Linked DNA regions of Homo sapiens: region 1 is linked to region 2. Evidence: read pairs that join two places in POLR2A ChIA-PET (ENCODE). Cell type or tissue: PC-9. All regions are shown on one strand.

Evidence for each region. ChIA-PET counts read pairs that join two places held together with the same protein. Peaks named below come from ENCODE experiments on the same cell type or tissue, not always from the same donor. Only the 100,000 strongest peaks of a DNase experiment are listed, where the experiment ranks them.
Region 1: POLR2A ChIA-PET joins it to region 2 with 8 read pairs; 1 of 35 experiments calls an interaction of 5 or more read pairs at or near these places.

The regions. Positions count from the first base shown.
Region 1 is chr7:135,438,794-135,446,793 of GRCh38, forward strand. All of the region lies in intron 1 of CNOT4 (CCR4-NOT transcription complex subunit 4), which reads right to left. It also overlaps the pseudogene SDHDP2. Among named protein-coding and RNA genes, the nearest start is that of CNOT4, 67 kb to the right of the region's middle. In PC-9, no CTCF peak of the experiment used is centred here; a DNase peak (open chromatin) is centred at 3,188.
Region 2 is chr7:135,287,807-135,295,806 of GRCh38, forward strand. The region is part of intron 3 of LOC107984123 (a long non-coding RNA gene); the gene reads right to left. It also overlaps the pseudogene SLC23A4P. Among named protein-coding and RNA genes, the nearest start is that of STRA8, 58 kb to the left of the region's middle. In PC-9, no CTCF peak of the experiment used is centred here; a DNase peak (open chromatin) is centred at 4,255; H3K27ac peaks cover 906 bases.

The DNA of each region.
Region 1 (8,000 bases), 150 kb after region 2:
CTATTCTAAAGTTTGTCACAATTTATAAAACAAATCGAATGAAAACAAGATACTTCAATCATCTATAGTTACATGTTAACATCAAACTCTTGACACAGAGAAACATAGGCTAAAACTCAGAAAAACTCGGATGCCATAGAACCATAGACCTTAACAATACAACTAATTATGTAATAACATGCTAATGAAAACTTCTGAGAAACACGTATTAAACAAAAGTATTCCTATGGTAATACTACAAAAAGCCTATAATAAACAGGAAGAAAGAAGGGAAGAAATAGACCTTCATATCACAAACACTTTTTGAAAAGTTAAATAATATAACTTTTTAGATTATAGGGAGTTTTAAATTTTTAGGTAATATCTTAGGCTAAAGCCACTGTTAGATTAAAAGGTTAGCTTGAAATCACTACTTTAAGTTAAAATCTGATAGCCTGCAAACTAATCTATAATTCTATAGTAATCCCCACCAAAATCACGGTGGTAATTTTTTACATAATTGGACAAACTGATCCTAAAGGTTACATACAAGAATAAATGCATGAGAATCATTTTGAAGCTTCTGGGGAAAAAAGTGGGAATTTGCCCTGTCACATACTAAATTATACTATAAAGCTACAGTAATTTAAATAATTTCCTATTAGTATAAAATTAGACAAAAGAGCAAAGAAACTAAAGAATCTAGATATAGCTGGGTACAGCAGCTCATGACTGTAATCCCAGCACTTTGAGAGGCCAAGGCAGGAGGACTGCTTGAGGGCAGGAGTTCAGCTCCAGCCAGGAGTTCAAGACCAGCACAACATAGCAAAGCCCTCATGTCTATAACAAATTTTAAAATTAGCTGGGCATGGTGGCGCACACTGTAGTCCCAGCTACTTGGGAGGCTTGAAGCAGGAGCATCGCTTGAGCCCAGGAGTTCAAGGCTGCAGTGAGCTATAACTGTGCCACCACACTCCAGCATGGGTGACAGAGACCCTGTCTCAAAATCAGAAAAATCTAGAAACAGACTCATGAATTTATGAGGTTTTAATATTTGCTAAAATGTATAACTAAAGATGGGAAGGCTGGACCATTTTATAAACAGTGATGGGACACTGGGCTATCCATTTGAATAAAAAATAGTATATAATCTAATACTGCAATTTTAAAAAATCCCAAATGATCTAGTGATCAATAAATTATTGAAGTGTTAAAGAAAAAAAAAACAGATTTTTTTAAAAATCTTGGGATATAGAAGGTCTTCATAAGCAAAACAAAAATTCAGAAGCCATAAAAGGAGACAATCAACTTAGCAACATGGAAAGAAGAAAACATAAATAAAATTAAAAGTAAGCATCAGAGTAAAAGATACATTTGCTACATATAATGAAAAGCTAATGTCCAGAATATATAAAGAAATCCTACAAAGCAGTAAGACACAGACAAGTTAAAAAAAAAAAAAAAAGAGACAAGAAAATGATAAGCAGTTCACAGAAGAATTACAAGTGATTAAAATACATGAAAAAATGATCAATCTTTAGTTAACAGCCAGGTAACTTTTTTTTTTTTTTTACCCCATCAGCCTGTCAAAGAAGTTAGTTTTCACCCAAAGTAGAGAAGTAGAGAGGATCAATGATCTAGCGCCTCTTTCAAAAGAGGAAATGGGAACACATTATTTTGCCTTAAGTTACACACTTATTAGTATAGCCTGGATTCCTTCTAGGAAGTTTTAGCCCTAGATAAGCTGTGCTCTTAACAACTCCCTTATACCACCTCCTAACTAAGAACCTATTCTACATAAATAGTGACACCAACATAGCCAAGTGTTTGGCTATGTTCTACAGCAATATAAGAGTAGAAAACTGCAGGCCGGGTGCAGTGGCTCACGCCTATAATCCCAGCACTTGGAGAGGCCGAGGCAGGTGAATCACGAGGTCAAGAGAGCAAGACATCCTGGCCAACATGGTGAAATCCCGTCTCTACTAAAAATACAAAAATTAGCTGGGCGTGGTGGCACATGCCTGTATTCCCAGCTACTTGGGAGGCTGAAGCAAGAGAACTGCTTGAACCCAGGAGGCGGAGGTGGCAGCGAGCCGAGATCATTGCACTCCAGCCTGGTGACAGAGAGAGACTCCGTCTCAAAAAAAAAAAAAAGAGTAGAAAACTGCAAACAGTATACTGTCCATCTGTCCATTAATAGGACAATCATTAAGTAAATATGATATAACATAAGGTATGTTGATCAGAATGTCTATTCTAGTTATACTTTTTAAAGAACAGCAAGTATGAACATACAATTACTTTCATTAAAACATATAAACCCTGTATGCATATATATTTGTTTCGCTAAGAAAATAAACACATGGACGTTTAGACACCAAAATGTTGTTATTTCACAAAAGACAAAACGGAGGTAGGAGACTACTAATTTTTTAAAGAAAAATCCATATTATCTAAATGCTGCAAAAAAAAATGTATTTTTTCACAATTCAAATGGCCCTTTAAAAAAAGAGGAAAATTGTTTTCATTTCCTTTAGAAAAATTAAATTACTTCTCACTTTTGCTAATAATTAGAAGAAAAATACAACGAAATAGTGTCTTCTTGTGAATCTATAATTATTTCAAAATAAAATTAAAAAAAAAAAAAAGAAATGCCCAGATTTGCCACTATCAGTTTTCAGCATATATACAGTTAGGAGTTTAAAGCTGACTTCTAATAGGTCCCCCAACTTTAAACATCCCAAAACTGTACCTGTAGAAAACACAGACTCAAATATCGGTTCCAATAACAGAAAAGTAAACTGAAATAATCAAATGGTGCTATCTACACTTCTAATACCTTTGATTCTAAGATATCATTTCTTTAACTACAGGTTATTAGAGTTTTAGTGAAATAATTTATGGAATGTTGGGAAGGAAGCAATACATTGGGGCTTATGAATAGAAAAGCTTTCTAGAAGGTAAATTACCATAAATAAAAAATGATATACTGATGTTTTGCTTTTTGATTGTTTCTGTTTTTTAATTTTAAAAAAGTTTACAAGAGTATGTATCTTTCAGTTTAGGGGGAGGTTTAGAGGAACAAAAAAGGGACAAAGGAGAAAGAAATCCTTTAGATAGTTAATACAAAAGTAAGTACATTTGTGCACCTCTAGCACCATGGAGAGAAGCCACAGAAGCCAGCTGCCAAAAGTAATCTCATAAATGGTAAAAGGTAGGAGGAGGGTAGTCTGATGTGGTAGAACACTGCAATACAAGGTCAAAGAGTTGACTGACTCACCTCTTTCACAAAGTAACTATATGATCTTGGATAAGAAATCCAAAAGAATTTGATGTACTCATCTGAACAATGAAGAAACACAAACTTTTAGGGAATTTCAAGTACAGAGCAATTTCCTAAATGTATTATAGTACCCCTCTGAACTAAGCTTTTAAAATAAGCTTTGAAATCGACTCTCCAAAATACCCTTGCCCAAATTTTCATTTAGAGAATAATTTTACTTAATAAGCCAGACAACTAATATTAAAATTAAAACTAAACAGGGCGGCGCGGTGGCTCATGCCTGTAAATCCCAGCACTTTGGGAGGCCAAGGCGGGCGGATCACCTGAGGTCAGGAGTTCGAGACCAGCCTGGCCAACATGGTGAAACCCCGTCTCTACTAAAAATACAAAAAAATTAGCCGAGCGTGTTGGTGCATGCCTGTAATCCCAGCTATTTGGGAGGCTGAAAAAGGAGAATTGCTTGAACACAGGAGGCGGAGGTTGCAGTGAGCCGAGATTGTGCCACTGCACTGCAGCCTGGGCAACAAGAGCAAAAACTTCGTTTCAAAAATAAATAAGTAAAATAAAATAAAACAATGCATTCAAATAATAAGATTTAAAATGTTACAAGACATAGAAATATCTTTTTAAATGAAAAGGGCAAGAAAAGCCAATGATTTCCTGAGTGGGGTGCAGGAGTCCTTAGAATTAATTTGGCAGGGAAAAAAAATATTCATTTTTAGCCATAAACAGTGGCTTACACCTGTAATCCCAGCACCTTGGGTGGCCAAGGCAGCAGGACTACTTGAGGCCAGGAGTTCAAGACCAGCCTGGGCAACACAAGGAGACCTTGTCTCTATGAAAAATTTTTAAAATTAGCCAAGTATGGTGTTGTGTGCCTGTGGTTCCAGCTACTTGGGAGACTGAGGCAGGAGGATTGCTTGACCAAAGGAGGTCGCGGCTGTAGTGAGCCATGTTCACGCCACTGTACTCTAGCCTGGGTGATAGAGTGAAACCCTGTCTCAACAACAATTCTGCAGGCACGCTGGCTCACACCTGTAACCCCAGCACTTTTGGAGGCCAAGGCAGATGGATCTCTTGAGGCCAAAAGTTCAAGACCTGCCTGGGCACCATGGCGAAACCCTATCTCTACCAAAAAAAAAAAAAAAAAATTAGCTGGGTTGGTGGCACATGCCTGTAGTCCCAGCTACTTGGGAGGCTGGGGTGGGAAGATTGCTGGAGTCCAGGAAGCAGAGGTTTCAGTGAGCCTAGATCACACCACTGCACTCCAGCCTGGGCAACAGGGCAAGATCCTGTCACAAAAAAAAAAAAAAGCCTTTTCATATACATGATCCAATCCTCACAGTGACTTGGTAAGAACACACTATATCCTTTATAAAATATGAAACTGAAGCTAGAGTGTTAAAGATACAATTCAAAAACAGGACCCAACTTCAAAACTCACGCCCTTTCCAACATGGTAAGACAGAAGTCACGATTACTGATGTTGGAGCTATGTATACTTGGAAGTGGAGTGCAAATGCCCAAAGAATAAAACGACATTACTTTTTAAAAAGTTAAACTCTATGGCAAATTTTTACCTTATTACTTGAGTTCTTGTTCTCTACATCAACTGTAACTAGTAACTGTGACATGTGTAATAATGCTCCTGCATCACCAAAAATCTCACATACCATGTAGTAAGTACACAAAATAAAAATCATACAGTCAAAATTATGTTTGAAAGTGTCTTATCACTTATAAAGTGTTGCTGTATACATGGTTTTGTGTTTAGGGTCCTGTTCAAAACATATGTGTAAGAATACATGAGAGGCTGGACACAATGGCTCACACTCACAGTCCTAGCACTTTGGGAGGCTGAGGCAGGCAAATCGTTTGAGCCCAGGGGTTCGAGACCAGCCTGGGCAACATGATGAAACCCCATCTCTACAAAAATGAGCCGGGTGTGGTAGTGCACACCTGTAGTCTTAGCTACTCAGGAGGCCGAGGTAGGAGGATCACCTGAGCCAGGAGGGAGAGGCTGCAGTGAGCCGTGATGTGGCACTGCTGCACTCCAGCCTGGGGGAGACAGTGAAACCCTGTTTCAAAAAATAATAATAATAATAATAATAATAATAATACACGAGAATGTAAGGTAGTACAGACACTACAGAAAATAGTTTGGTGGTTATTAAACTTAGAATTAGTGTATGACCCAGCAATTTCACTCCTAGGTGTATATTCAAAGAACTGAAAGGACTTGAACAGATACTTGTGCACCAGTGTTCCTAACAGTATTTTTGACAATAGCCAAAAAATGGAAAGTAATCCAAGTGTCCATCAATGGAGGCATACACAAAATGTGGTATATCCATACCATGGAATATTAGAATATATTCAGTCATCCTCAGGAACGAGATGGCGGTTCTCTGGAGGCTGAGTGCCCTTTGCAGTGCCCAAGGAGGTCGAGCTCTGTTGCTGTGAACGCCAGTGGTCAGACCTGCTTATATCTCAGCATTTCTTCAGGACCGACCTATCCCAGAATGATGTGGAGTACAGCACATACACTTGTCACCGAGCCACCATTCTGGTTCCAAGGCTGCATCTCTCCACTGGACTAGCAAGAAGGTTTTCAGTGTTTTGCTCCTGGGTCTGCTTCCGGCTGCTTGTTTGAATCCTTGCTCTGCGATGGGCTATTCCCTGGCTGCGACCCTCACTCTTCATGGTCACTGGGGCCTTGGACAAGTTGTTACTGACTATGTTCATGGGGATGCCTCGCAGAAAGCTGCCAAGGCAGGGCTTTTGGCACTTTCAGCTTTAACCTTTGCTGGGCTTTGCTATTTCAACTATCACGATGTGGGCATCTGCAAAGCTGTTGCCATGCTGTGGAAGCTCTGACCTTTTTGACTTCATACTTTGAAGAACTGATGTAAGCCTCTTTGCCTCTGCTTGTCATGCCATTAAGCTCACAATAAGGAAGAAATAACAGATAAGTCTGTTGGTGGACAGCCTTCTTCTCTTAATCACAAGGTTATTTTCAGAATTTAATCTTTGAGGAAAAGGTTTGAGAGGAACTATATCTAAGAAATTGTGAGACTGAGTTCTGTATTCTGGTGAGTTAATGGGGTTGCCTCCCAGCTTCTTATAAGACTCACAGTATAGCTAAACATGATATATGAGCTTTTGCCTTTTAATTTATCAATCTCTTAAAGAGAATCCAGCTTTATTACTATTAGTATATGATCAAACTTCCATATTTGCCCTGGGAATAATGGACAAAGGGAAATACTCTTAATTCATGAATAAAAACTTTGTAGAAAATTAGACAGTGATTAATTTTCGAAAACTTCCCTCTCTAGTCAGTAGATACCACCTACTGATGGTTACATATACCAGGGAAATTTTAAAATTAGGAAGTGCTGATATCTCACATTATAAATTTCTAAATCCTAGGGAGAAATGCTTGGAGTGCTTCTGAATATAGAGAAGTTCCATTTAAGGGCAAGTTTCCCCTTGTAGACGTATCAAAATATTACCAATTGTAAACTTAGATTTATTTCTCAAATGTGTTCTACTTGTTCTAAAACAATCTGTCCACAAATATAAAACTATAAGTAATAAATTGTTATTTTCGCACAATGGGAATCTCTAATGTGAAAATGTATTCTATGAAAATAATTTTTTTAAATAAAATGTTGTATAATAATAAAAAAAGACTATATTCAGTCACAAAAGGAATCAAATTCTGATACATGCTACAACATGAATGAACCCTGAAAACACTATGCTTTAAGTGAAATAAGCCAGTAACAAGAGGACAAATATTTTATGTTTTCACTTTTGGTTTCTTGTTTTTGAGACACAGTCTCACTCTCTCACCCAGGCTACAGTGCAGTGAGTGGTGGGATCATAGCTCACTGCAGCCTCAAAATGCTGGGCTTTATAAAGCAAATCCTCCCACCTCAGCCACCTGAGTAGCTGGAACCACAGGTGTGCACCACCACACCCAGCTAATTTTTTAAATATCTATATAGATGGGGTCTCCCTGTGTTGCAAAGGCTGGTCTTGAACTCCGGGCTCAAGTGATCCTCCCACCTCAGGCTCCCAAAGTGCTGGGATTACAGGCATGAGCCACCATGACCAGCCTGATCTCACTTTTATGAGGTATCTAGAATAGACAAATTCAAAGATACAGAAAGTGGAATAAAGGTTACTAGGGGGCTGGGGGAGAAGAATGGGGAGTTATTACTTAATTTAACAGAGTTTCTGTTTGAGATGCTGAAAAAATTTCTGGAAACAGACAGTGGTGATAGTTAAATAACAATGTGAATGTACTTAATGCCACTGAACTGTACATTTGAAAATGGTTAAAATGGTAAATATGTTACATATATTTTGCCACAATAAAAAAGTCAAAAAAAGAAAAATATGCTGTATACACTTAACTATAGTACATAACAGTACTTTTATAAAATTTTGAAATGATTACTATATTTAATTAACCCTTTAATTTTTTGCCAATCTAATAGATGAATTTTTAATAACTTAAATATGTAGCTAGTGCAAGTCCACTGAATACAGTTACACAGAAATAATACTCCTAAGTATATACTATACAACCAAAGTTATATATACACTGTAATTATACATAATTGAAAGCTATTTATAGATATGAAATACACACACAGACACACACACACACAGACACACACACACATGCACACTTTGGTATTGTATAGCATCTTAAAAGTTTCCATAA
Region 2 (8,000 bases):
GGAGTACTACTCACTGCCCTACTTCCTGGGACTGGCTGGAGGAATGCTTGAGCTCTTCCTCCTTAATATACGCAGGAGTGTTTCCAAGAACACCCATTTTCACTCTCCATCCTTTCCATTGAGCAGCTCAGTCCCTCTCTTGCTCATCATTCTGTTTTATTTTCTTCATTGCACTTATAACTCACTGAAATTTGCCTTTTCCATTTGCTTATTAGCGTCTTTCTCTCTCCACCCTACCTTACCACACATGTCCACTAGAACGTTAGCTCTGTGAGGGCAGAATCCTTCTCTGTCTCATCTACCGCAGTATCTTAAAGTCCAGGATCTTGCCTGGCAGGAAGTTGGATAATGAATGTTGAATGAATGAATGCACTCAGAGTCCCTGTTGCAGACACCTCTCCTGCTCCCAGCCATCCCCCTTGCTCTGTTACCTCTTGGATCCTCTTCTGCCATTTCTCAGTGAATTCTGGAAAGTTGGTGTTCACCTGGCTGGCACTGAGTGTCCACTCAGGGCAATTCCAGGAGGGAAGGGAGAGCATGGCCAGAGAAATTACCACAAAAGCAAACGTACCTCCCTGGGGAATGGGCAGCCTGGAGGGAGGGAAAGGATGCAGTTACCCATGAGGTCCTCTAGCACTGGCCTGTCAGTGGCCCCAAGGAGGGCCTTCAATCCCAAGTCCTAGTCCAATTTATTTATTTATTTATTATGTGTTTATTTTTTTTAGATGGAGTTTTTCTCTTGTTGCCCAGGCTGGAGTCCAATGGCACAGTCTCAGCTCACTGCCACCTCCGCCTCCTGGGTTCAAGCGATTCTCGTGCCTCAGCCTACTGAGTAGCTGGGATTACAGGCGCTCACTACCAGGCTCAGCTATTTTTTGTATTTTTAGTAGAGATGGGGTTTCACCATGTTGGCCAGGCTAGTCTCGAACTCCTGACCTCAGGTGATCCACCCGTCTTGGCCTCCCAAAGTGCTGGGATTACAGGTGTGAGCCACTGTGCCCGGCCTAGTCCAATTTAGAAGCAAACCATGACCCCTCTGTTCTCAGTTGCAGAGAGATCCTATCAAGGTTCAAGGCAGACCTATGAGCCCTATCAAACTTTGGACAGGGAGGAGAGGGAGGCAGGGAGGCACCCAGACCCACACCTGGGCCTGGAGATCCAAACCCAGGAGGAAGGAGTCAGGCCCTGAGAAAGAATCTGGGGATGGCATGGAGCTCAGTGAACATACCTAGTGGGTGCCGTTCTCTACCTCAGCCCCAGAGAACCCTTCCCAGGTCCCAGGCCCACAGCGGAGCTCCCACACGTGCAATGCCCAGCAATCGATTACCCCACTATCAAGAGCTACACAGCTTAAAATCTGGATTGTCAGATTCTTTTGTGTCTTCAGAAACCAAGAGCAATCCAAGACCTTCAGGCTCCTTCTTATCGCAGGACAATAAGATATGTCCTTCGTCAGGGCATGTTCCCAGCCCAGCCCTCCTCACTCCTGCTGGGCTTCTCACTTTGGCCTCTGTGAGAACATCTAGCAGTGCCTGCCCTCCCTGCCTTCCCACTGAGGTCAAGGCAACCTGGTAAGTCAACCTCCAGCCACCCCTCTTACTAGAGGGTCAGAGGCTCTCAAGGCTTCCCGAGCCTGCCAGCTTTGGACATTAGAATTTGGGGGTAGGAAGGTGGGACAGAGGGACCGTGGCATCTTGACTGCATTTGTCACTGTGGCCCACCTAGTCCAGGTACTTTTTCTGAATACTACAAGGGTATTTTTGAATCAGTGCTTCATGAAGAAAGCATAAAGGATGATTCTTGAGAAAGAGCACATTTTATGTGAAGAAAATATAGTTTATGAAAGAGTTTTGCTGCTGAAATGGACTTTGTGGCCTGGTGAACATTAGGATGAGTGATGCCTGGGCATTGACCAGGCAAGTCCGTGGGCTTGTCTGGTTATGGACCCAGCATGGGGATTGCCTAAAGCTCCTCAGGTACATCTAATGTACAGCCATCCATGAGAACAGCTGGTCTAGAGTCACAAATCTAGACCCACAAGTCTCCACAAGAGAATGGAGAACATTACATTGTGCACATGGGGTTGGAACACAACGGTGCCACTATGTATATGTGTATAAATGTGTATACGTGTGTGTATATTTTTTATTTTAAAATTATGAATCTGTCTGCTGTCTGGGAGGTGTGCCCTACATTTCAGGTATAGGAGCAAAGTCAGACACGATCCCTGTGACAGAGGTTTCCTGTCTAGTGAGGAAGGACAATAACAATAACTAATAACAAACTCTGATTAAGTGCTGTAAAAGGAAGTTATACAGTGCTTTGCAATCATGTAACAGAAAAGACTGTCCCAGTTTAGGATGATGGAGATAAGGAACTGATGGGGACAGGAGGCAGAGAAATTCTAGGCAGAAAAGGGCAGGTCCCTGGTGAAAACCCCACCCTCAAGCCAAAAACCTGGAACTGCGGCCCAACGTGAGAACTTCTATCCCGTTTTCCTGCTTGAATGTTGCCTTTTCCTAAACTACCCATGGCCCCACCCCACCCCATCCTGTGCCTATAAAAACCCCAGACTCAGTCGGAGAGGAGCGGAGACTGTGGCTGGATGTTGGAGAGAAACGGCTTGACTTCAGAGGGACAAACTGATGGCATAACTTCAGAGAAGAATCCAGCCAGAGACAGCTGGACTTCAGGGGAAGATTACCTACCCCCACCCCCAGTCCCCTTTTCAGCTCCCCTTCCCGCTGGCAGCCATTTTCATCAGCAATAAAATCCCCTGCATTTACTATCCTTCAATGCATTCGTGCGACCTCATTTTTCCTGGAAGCTGGACAAGAGCTCAGGAGCCACAAGTGTGGATACAAAAGGCTGTCACACCGACCCTTTGTCCTCACAGGTGGAGGGCAGCTGCCTCACACAAAAAGGCAGAGGGTCCACTGAGCTGTTAACACTTAAGCTGTCTGTGGATGGCACAGCTAAAAGAGCACTGTACCATGCCCTCTGGGACTTTGGGGGTCACAGGCACCTCCACCTAGATGTTGCTGCGGGGCCCACATGGAGTTTGTTCCTGCCGGTACTGAAGCAGCCAGCTGGTTCCACCACTCATTACTCCAGTTCCCATCTCATTTGCTCGCATGCTTCCTCCCATGAGGAGTTGAAAGCAGTGGGCTGAGTAACTGAGGCACCGCTGCTGTGAGTCCCGCGAAGGGGTCAGGGAAATATCCTGCTTTAGAATATCCTGCTTCAGGCCTGAGATGTCAAAGGGACCATGTCTGACTTTGCCCCTCATAGTATCCATCATGCCAGAAACATAACAGGTATTCCATAAATGTGAGCATGACTGCCTCTGCTCTCAGTGACTCCTCCCAACCCTGACTTCCACCTCCAGCTGGTTATCATTTGTCAAGTGCCACAGCCTTGCTGGCTTCCTAAGAAAGTTAACTACCCCTTTCTCCTGCTACCACATCACTTAGAATGTAATAATATGACCATGCTGGTTTTAATTATTTATTCACTTCTCTAATTCCCCTTTTAAGACTCTCATCTCCTTGAATGCAAGAACTATGGGGGAGTCCCAGTGTCCACGCGTGGCAGGAAATCATGTGGCATGAGGATAAAGGCTGCAAGTACCTCGGTTTCAGGACTCACTAATGCTACAGCATCAAGGGTGGAGGTCGTGCCTACAGGGAACTGACAGCATTCAAAGCCTTCCGGTTACAAAGATCCAGGGATTCCCTGACCTACAAGGAATCTTCTCCTAGAAGACAGATGCCCTGGGTTGCTCCCAGAATACGATACTAACATTGCCTCCATTTTCAAATACACCAAAACTGCTCACCTCTGGGGGAAGTATAAGTCACTTAATGCTATGGACCAAATGTCTGTATCCCCCCAAAATTCTTATGTTGAAGCCTTAACCCCCAGTAGGATGTTATTTGGAAGTGGGGCCTTTGGGAGCTATTTAAGTTTACATGAGGTCAGGATGGTGACGCCCTCGTGATGGGATCAGTGCCCTTATAAGAAGAAACTCTTTTCCCCTCCCCACCCCTGCCATGTAAGGACACAGCACAGAAGGTGGCTGTCTGCAAGCCAATAGCGGGCCCTCACCAGAGCCCGACCATGCGGGCACCCTGATCTCAGACTTCCACCCGCCAGAACTGTAATAACATTTCTGTTGTTTCAGCTACCCAGTCTATTGTCTTTTGAGCAGACTGAGACACTTAGCAAACACGATGGAATGGGAAACAGGTGAGTCACTTAATCTGTCTACGCCTGAGTTTCTTCCTCTGTACCATAAGCTGAATAATCAAACCTGCCTCAAATGGTGTAGTGAGCATTACATGTTTTGTAAGTCATACGTTGCTCATTCATGCATCACCCGTACTGTTATTATCTTACAGGAAGGGGGAACAGATGAGGTATTGGGCTGGGCCCCTGTGTTCAGGCTGCTGCCCCACCTCATTTAAAGTGAATCATGGAGTCGACCTGAGATTTTCCTCTTCACCACTTTATCAGCAACAGTTTCCCCTTGTTTCTCCCCACTCTACAGGAATGAGGTATGAGGATATCAACTGCAAATAAGCCCACTTAGATCTGGAGGGCCTCTGGGAGGACACAGAGTGAAGCCTATTCAACTGCCCTGGTTGGATCTGCAGGCCTCAAGGAGGTCACCAAGGCCTGATAAAGGACAGCAGGGGGTTGCATTAACTGAAGGAGATGGGGTGCTCTCAGGGTAACTTGGAGAGTGACTAATTATGTCAGATATGCTTCCTCCAGATTTCATTAGAACACGTGGGGAATGCATGAAAATTTACAGCTGCACTCTTAGGCAAAAACCAAGGTTCAGGCATAATTGCTACTAATTATCTCATTGATGAGATTGATTGAGGAAAATATTCTTGATTATCTGCCACATGCTTTACCCTCTAAACCAGAACTTGCCAGGTGACCTTATCAATTATCCATCGAAGTCCATGGCTACATCGCTGTGAAAAACAGTAGGCCATCATCTGACTCCCCACCTTCCCACTCTATCATTGCCTCTCTTGATTCCCTAATATTAATGTGCATAAGAATCATCTGGGGATTCTGTTAAAATGTCCAGAACCCTGAGAGGTTCTGACCTTTTAGTAGGTCTGGAAGAGCACCCAGAAAAATGCATCTTTGGTTTGGTTTTTGTTTTTGTTTTGTTTTGGAGATAGGATTGCATTCTGTCACCCAAGCTGAAGTACAGCCTTGCTGTACTTCATATAGCTCACTACAGCCTCGACCTTCTGAGCTCAAGCAATCCTCCTGCCTCAGCCCCCCAACTAGCTGGGACTACAGGTGCAAAACACCATGCCCAGGTTTGTTTGTTTTTTTTTTTTTTACTTTTATTTTTGTAGAGGTGGGATCTCACTATGTTGCTCAGGCTGGTCTTGAACTCCTGGGCTCAAGTGATCCTCCCACCTTGGCCTCCCAAAGTACTAGAATTATAGGCACGAGCCACCACAGCTAGCCAAAAGCTGTGTTTTTGTTTTTTGCATTTATTTTGTAGTCAAGTGAAGCAGTGGGAGCAGAGAAGGAACAAAGAAATATATAGCTGGTTGTGATTAGTTGAAAAGGTGTGTTTCTAACTAGCACTTCAGATGATGCTAAGGCAGGTGGTCCAGGGTCCACACCAGGCTACATTCTTTCAGAGATGACAGTCTTGGCTTGTAAGACAAGAAACGAGGAGAATTCCAGAACTCTGAATTTTTTAATCACTTAACAAGAAATATAAATGAGTGGAGAGGATAAAAGTGGTCAAAACTGTTCATGATGAAGGAAGTGAGTGGTCTTTACAAAATCACACTGCCCAAAGAGGAACTGCAAATGACTCTTTTTTTTTTTTTTTAATGACTCTTTAGCATAGACTGAAATACCAGCAGTTGGAATAGGGCATCAGCCAGATGGCTGGGGGATGAAGGACATTCTAGTCACCTTGCATGTTAGGCACCGTTGACTAGATAGATCCCTCCTGGTTAAATGATAAATAAATGGAAAACCCTGCAGGATTCAGGGCCGTATAAAATCCTGCAACAAGAAGGGAAAGGTTTCCCTGCTCTGAAGACTTAGGGGAAGAATTTTCTGTAAGAAGCAAATGAAAACTATTGGGTATGCTTATAAAATATTAATGAGGATACAGCTGCATTCTAGATTAACTTAGGATAATTTTTTTTACAAAATTCAAATAGAAGACAAAATGGTAACTTGAATAAATGAGACATATACCATGTTCTATGAAAGAAAAATTCAGTATTATGAAGGTGCCAATTATCACGTTAATTTATAATTGTAATACAATTTCAATCAAAATCCCAATGAGATTGTTTTATCTAATAAAATTCATTTCAAATTAATGTAGAAGAATAGAAAATGAAAATAATTTAGAAAAATTTTAAAGGAAAGGATAATGAGGAAAATCATACCCAACCAGATGAAGTCCACTACAAAGTTATTAATTTTAAAACAGTGCAGTATTAATTGAAGACATAACAAAGAGATTAATGGAAAAAATAGCAGCCCAGAAAAAGATAAATCCCAGGGTATAAAAGAACTTAATATGTGATGAATAAAATCATGATTCGCAATGAGGAATGAATTTAATCAACAAATGATGTGGAGGAAATTGGCTGTTAGGGAGAAAAAAATAAATTTAAAACCTAACTTTACAACATATACCTAAATAAATTCCAGGTGAATTCAATGCTTAAATTTTAAAAATCTTAGTAACACAATACTTTTTAATAAGATGATTTTATCTTATTTATTAGCTACACAGTACTTTTTAATAAGGCAATATTTATTATTTATTAGATGTAGGAAGAATTTCTAAGCCTAAAATTAGATTAAGTTTGAAAGAGCAGAAGTGATAAATTTTACCATAGAAACATAAAATCTTTGGCATAGAAAAATATCTTAATTAAAATGAAAGAGACACTAAAAATGTTTATGACAATAAGGACAAAGTTTTAATGTTCTTTACATGCATTGAATTCCTTGTAAACTAAGAAAAACATTGACTTCTGGATAAAAATGTCAGATTGCACTCTCACTCCCTCTTAAAAATCCAATAAACTGACATTAAAATGTATTTTAGAAGCATAAATCACAAGGATTAAGAGAATGGAGCAGGAGACAATCACAGTAAAATTTTGGAAGTTGAAAAGCAGATATAGATTGGTAACTGATTAAACAGCCGTGGAGAAGCAGAATCTTATGCTAGCAATAGGTAGATGGCAATATTCTGAAAAACACACATTCCAAGGAATTGATTCTTAAAGTGGGATATATGTGAAGCTAAAACAAGTTCAAAGTCCTCTTTAAGCACCAGCCAGGTGACAGTCCTCCCTTCTTGGCAGAAGACTAGGTGTTTATCCTCTGGAAAAGGCAAAATACAGGGTCTCTGGTCCACAAGAAAACAGGTAGATTTGGTTCATGTTAAAAACTCTCAATAAACTAGTTATTGATGGAACATATCTCAAAATAATAAGAGCTATTAAATCCATAGCCAATATCATACTGAATGGGCAAAAGCTGGAAGCATTCCCTTTGAAAACTGGCACAAGACAAGGATGCCTTCTCCCACCACTCCTATTCAACACAGTATTGGAAGTTCTGGCCAGGGCAATCAGGCAAGAGAAAGAAATAAAGTGTATTCATATAGGAAGAGAGGAAGTCAAATTGTCTCTATTTGCAGATGACATGATTCTATATTTAGAAAACCCCATTGTCTCAGCCCCAAAACTCCTTAAGCTGACAAGCAACTTCAGTAAAGTCTCAGCATACAAAATCAATGTGCAAAAATCACAATCATTCCTATACACCAACGATAGATAAGCAGAGAGCCTAATCATAAATGAATTTCCATTCACAATTGCTACAAAGAGAATAAAATACCTAAGAATACAACTTATGAAGGACCACTTCAAGGAGAACTACAAACCACTACTCAAGGAAATAAGAGAGGACACAAACAA